Linked DNA regions of Mus musculus: region 1 is linked to region 2. The links are chromatin contacts, found by Hi-C or POLR2A ChIA-PET in ENCODE. All regions are on one chromosome and are shown on one strand. Each heading gives the region's core, a stretch centred on a gene start or an enhancer-like site at or near the end of the contact. The rest is flanking DNA. Distances are from core to core; before and after follow the strand shown. Region 1 holds the start of Hspa4l (heat shock protein 4 like). Region 2 holds the start of Mfsd8 (major facilitator superfamily domain containing 8).

What was found. A loop is a pair of places that touch in the nucleus more often than their neighbours do. ChIA-PET counts read pairs that join two places held with the same protein, here RNA polymerase II (POLR2A).
Region 1: a map of left cerebral cortex shows a loop between it and region 2 (20-fold over the local background). The contact joins the promoter of Hspa4l here to the promoter of Mfsd8 in region 2. A Hi-C loop is called at or near these places in 1 of 37 maps with a recorded cell type or tissue (left cerebral cortex). POLR2A ChIA-PET finds 5 or more read pairs at or near these places in 1 of 5 experiments (Patski).

The regions. Positions count from the first base shown.
Region 1 is chr3:40,744,205-40,747,050 of GRCm38, forward strand. It overlaps Hspa4l (heat shock protein 4 like), which reads left to right and starts at 1,409. Exons shown (of 19, transcript NM_011020.3): 1 at 1,409-1,580. The coding sequence starts at 1,474.
Region 2 is chr3:40,845,497-40,848,196 of GRCm38, forward strand. It overlaps Mfsd8 (major facilitator superfamily domain containing 8), which reads right to left and starts at 1,358. Exons shown (of 12, transcript NM_028140.5): 1 at 1,145-1,358. The coding sequence starts at 1,209. It also overlaps the pseudogene Gm2011.

The DNA of each region.
Region 1 (2,846 bases), core at 159-2,658, 100 kb before region 2:
TGTGTGCGCACAGCCTGCTGGGAAGCCAAGGTAGGTGGTCTCCTAAGAAAGTGCTGAGTGGGTCAGAGCATGCCCCCTGCAGACTCTGAAGTCAAAAAAGATTCTTTAGAGACACTAGAGTTGGAACAATAGTGGCGTCCCAGTTGACTTGGTATAGTTCCTAAAATGTATTTTGTATTCATTATAGCAACAGCGGGGGCTATTGCCACACTTGCTGCTGCCGCCCTAACAGCAGTGTTAATAGTGAAGCGATTGAGTAACTTAAGAAGGAGCACAAATACGGACTATGAGAGTACTGAATATGCGGATAAAAATTCCGTGTCAAATTCCAAGGTGAAACAGGAAGCACACAAAAACTTGGACGAGCTGGAAGAGGGATTACACAAGGAATTGGATGAGAAGGGTCACCAGACACAGGAACTGGACGAGAAGGGTCAGAATGTACATGAAGAACTAGATAAGAAGAGCCCACAGATACATGAAGAACTGGACCCTAAGGAACGTGGGACACAGGGGCTGGATAAAAAAGAGCCAAATTCACACTGGGATGTGCATGGAAAGGACCAGGACCGCCAGACTTCGTAAGCATGAGCTAAAACTTGTTCAAGTGCACACAGGCAGCACGCCTCCTCACAAGGCAGGCTTCTTCTCTGAAGCTCCCTGGGCAAGCAGGCCAGGGCCTAGAAAACCACTTTTTCATGGAGGAAGGTGACAGGTTGGGACCGGGCGCAGCAGGGTAGCTCTGAGAAGCGGGCGACCCTGGCACCGCACAATGGGCACCACCTCACAGAGGGGCTGCAGGAGGAGCCTCAGCACGAGCCGCACGCGGGCGGCCCCTCGGGGCTGCGAGGCCGGCGGTGAGATCCCAGGCTGTGGCTCTCGGGGACCCTGGGAGGATGCGGGCGGCCAGAGCGAGCGGTGCTGCGGAGAGCAACGCGGAGGAGGGAGGCGCTGCTAGGAGGGCGGCGCTTAGAAGAGCGTCCGCGAGACACCGCTGCCCCGGCGTTGCCGGGAGACGGCTTCGCCCCCCCCCCCCAGGCGTCGCCCGACCGCTGCCCCGCCCCGTCCCGCCCCGCCCTGCCCCGCGGCTCCGCGGCCTCCCCTCCCTCTTTCCAGCTCTTTCTCGAACCTGCCACTCCGCAGCGAGCCGTTGCCGAGCGCTGACGGGAGCGGCCGAGGGCGAGGCCGCCCAGCCTCAGCCGACCGGTGGCTCGCGCCTCCCGGGGCCGAGCGCGCAGGCGCAGACCGCAGTAACTGCCGGTTGGGGGCGGCGAACCGCAGTGGAGACTAGGCGGCGGGCCGGGCGGAGGCGGCGCGGCTCAGGCGGGCGGCTCCACCTCCGCAGTTCCGACGCCCTGCCCTAGATTTTCCGATAGAGAGTGGGTCCTCTCCTTTGCTTCTCGCAGGAGTCGCAGCGCCCGCAGTGGGGACCCGCAGCGGGACGCGGTCTCCGCAGCCCGAGCCTTAAGCGGGATGTCGGTGGTGGGCATTGACCTCGGCTTCCTCAACTGCTACATCGCTGTAGCGAGGAGCGGCGGCATCGAGACCATCGCCAACGAGTACAGCGACAGGTGCACGCCGTAAGTGCCGCACGCCCCCTTTCCTGGGGTGGGGCCCGGGACGCCCCCTGTGACAGGTGCAGCGTCTACAGCCAGACGAGGAGGGCAGGGGCTTCCCTCTGGCTGCTCGGCTCGCCTCATCTCTGCTTGCCGCAGACATCCCTGACCCTGGGGCCCCTGCGTTGGGCTGCAGGAGGCCATGGGGGGGCCACCTCGGCATGGCGTCCTGGACAGGGAAGAAAGGTCTGAGGCAACCAGAGAGGGGTGACCTGGGATTATCCTGTACTAGGAAGTCGGCTAGAGCTCTGCATTCTGCCCTCCCTCCCCCATCTCCTGAGCGACAGCTTTCTCAGAAAAGTGACCCCTGGTTATTGCACACCTAAGAAAACGAAGGGCAGTTTTCCTAACACTAGAAGTCATTGGCTTTATTTATTTATTTATCTGTCTGTGTGTTTATAGAAAGGAGAGATGAGGTGGTGTCCTTGAGAATTTGAGATGATCTGACCAGTTTCCGGAGGGATTAGGTTAACGGTGCATTCACTATGAGACTCGGACAATGGGAATCTTAGCTGTACATTGGCAGTATCTTTCAGTTAGTGGAAATTGCCGTTGTTAGAAGCTACTACCCAAAGTGCGTGTCTACAGAGTGAATTGTTGGTGAGTCAGAGGCAACGATCCTGTGTAAACAGGATTGTGGAGTGTTTCCATTATGAACTCTTGATGAAAGACTATGTAGCATTATGTCATGGAAACGTGTGTCCACACGTTCACTTCTTTCTCCTTTCTGGAAAGTTTGTTGGCAAAGAACACAACTAATACTTGCACAAGAAAAAACTCTTTGTACACTCTTGTTCACCTATAATTTGATGAGGAAAATTTTGTTCATGTGTTTTTTTTTTTTTTTGGAAAGATGAATGATCCATACTATATTTTTAAATTAAACTAATTCAGCCAAGATCAGTGTAAAACCATCTTTAAATGATGAGGTTAAAATAGTTCTAGTAGTTTAAGAATGTGACAGTATGTTTCAGAGTAGCTTTAGTGAATACAGAATGCTTTGATTTCTTTCCAAATGTAGTCTGCAATGTTTTAGGCCTCCTCTTTTTCTAGATTGACCCATCACATCTCTATTGAAATTCTAGATAAACAAATGTGAACATTAGCCACATAACCACCATAATTCCAGGACCAATAATTTACTCATGATTTATTAATTTATTAAGTATATATTATGAAAAATTATTAAACTTAGAAATATAGGTACATGAAGAGGCAAAATTAAAAATT
Region 2 (2,700 bases), core at 108-2,607:
AAGCACAAAATTACAGTAAGTAAAAATAACTTCAGGGTCCCGGCAAATAACAAGCCTGGAAGAAAAAAAGTTGTTGGCAGGAGTTGCAGGTAACATAAATGAGGGTTGCTGACAGATTTCAAAAGGGAGAAGAGGGATGGCCTCTTCTAGGCGTGGAATACGCAGGGCAACTATAGAGCTGTAAGAACTCCAAAAGGATTGCGGCACAGCAAAAAGCAGGGCAGAAGCCAACAGCTTCGAAGGTCTCAACAGGCCTGGGGGATGCAGCTCTTTTAAAACAAATGTCAACACTGCTACTTATTTTAATCACCTCAAGATAAAAATCAAGAAACATAAAATTGTAATCCATCCTCTGGCCTCTGTACAAAGCATGATGCATGTGCCACCCGTTCCCCCTCAAAAAATGAACCTAATAAAACACACACTGCGCTTCAAATAAAAGACTCGATGAAATAATACTTATTGCTTCGTAAAAGTAAGAATACATATTGCTACAGTAAGACAAGCCCAACTTTTCTAAATTAGTGCTCATAAATTAGGATCAAAATGAGAATTACAAGGATGAAAATACTAATGAAACGCTTAAAGGTGTCTTTATTTTGGACATGTGATACTGAGCAAATGTGAGTCATTTTAAGTGGGTTTATTTGCAAAATATGAAGACGTTATTAGGCAGGTTAGGAAAAGTCTAACTCAAGTTTAGCTCTTGAGTGTCGGTTAAAACCACCATTTGGGGCTTTTGTGACAGTGGACAGCTACACAGGGTCAACAGAATGCAGTGTCTGCTGTAAAGGAGGCAGCTTAGGTTTCTTCATACAAAACAAAGGAAAAATAGTGAAGAAAAAGAAGCTCTCAAGCAAGAAGGAATTACCATAACAGGATTCAGGCAGATGCTTAAGACACACAGCACAAGGGCTACAATGTGAAACTGCTGTGACCTTTGTGAAGCATCCCCCTGCCCAGCTTTCTAGGTACACAAGTTCTCCAAGCACCAAGATTCTCCTCTATTCCCAAGTACACGCCATTATCCCGGAGCCTGTCCTAAGCGGCTCCGAAGGCGTTGCTGGGCATGCGCATGTGCAGCCGGGTTTCGGGTCCGGACAGTGGACTCACTGTTCCCAGCTAGTCCCACCCGCCTGCTCACCTGCTTCCGGGTGATCCCGGGCCCAAGAGGGGCTCCCGCTCGGCCTCACTTCCCAGGTTCGCCATAATTCCAGCTCTCGCTAGGCGGCGCGCTGCCCACTCTCGCGACACCTGCTCCTTCTCCAGGCCCGGAGCTGTCAAAACACTCCTACGAGTGCGCTTGCGCGCCGTGAGGCCGGAAGCGGACCGGCAGCCGAAGGGAAATGTGAAGTGTGTGGGCCCTGCAGGAGGCGGTGGTGGCAAACAGAGAGAAGGCCGGAAGAGGTGGAGCAAGGCCAGAGCCGGCCTCTGGGGGCGTGTCCCGCGGACGCCACGCCCCGCCCCGAGGACGTCCTCCCTGTCAGGCTGGCTGGCAGCTCGCCTGCTGTTTTGTACCTGAGCAGATTCAGCTCTCTGCTGTCCGAGCTGAGGCGAAAGTCCGGTGCCTTAAGCGTGGAGAGCGGTGGTGGCCAGAGGCTTGGCGAGTTCCCCTTCAGGTGTGCCTCGGCGAGCGGCCTGTAAGTAACAGCCTCTGTCATCTGCTTACGTGCAAGGCGGCATGAAGGCAGCAGTGTCCTGTCCGACAGAGGGCGTTGGGGACCCCTGTGACCCAACCCTGCTGGCCATCAGCGCCTCACCTGAAAGGGACTGAGGATGAGGCTGATGGTAGGCAGCCGCTGTTATACCCCTGACTCCGCTCCTGAGAGACTTGGAAGTCGCGGCTGATGGCAGCCAGACACTGATGCCCCCGCCGGCTCCTCACTTGAGGGGACTGAAGGTCGGGTCTGAGGAGGCTACAACCTCGCTGGTTCCGGGCCCCAGAACCTCAACTTTGCAAAAAACCAGCCCCTAGGCAAAGCCTGCTTAGCTCCAACCCGCTGCTTTCAGCACCAGGAACATAAACACTCAACAGACTCAGATACTGTTGACTTCCTAGTCTCTGTCCCTGCCATTGGACTTGTCAGCTAATTGCTGCTAGAAGTCATCGTGTGTCTCCTAAAGTAATGTTTTCTTAACTATAGATAAGATTGTCATGTGATTTCATTGGATCACATCTCTCCTAGGACACGGGTAAAGCAGATACTTATCTATCTGATCAAGACCGGAGGTCGAGATAAGTTACCCGGAATCTCTCAGAGTTGGGGCCCAGTCTCAATTCTTGAACTCCTTGAACGCTTAGCGTTTGTCCTGCCTCAGGAGCTCTCTGTTGTGTGGTATTCCCATCTCCTCTCCTTTGATCTTTCATTTGTGATCATCTCATGTGCAGCCAATCAGGCATACCCTACTAGAGAACTGTTAAACTTGAAATGTCTTCTGTTAATTATCTTTGAATCCAATCCTGATTATTAGATACTTCATTGTATTCAGTCCTGCACATTTATCTATAGTAACAGAAACAAGGAGATTCTCGTTATTGGTTCCAAGACTACAGATGGGTAGAAAATAAAGTCCTTTTTTTTAACCTCAATATTCTTCCTGTGTTATGGTTGTCATTTCTAATCCCTGGACAGTTGCACAATTTGTGACTCATATGTAATAGAGGAAGAAAAATTTAACTAGCATTCCATCAAGTACAAT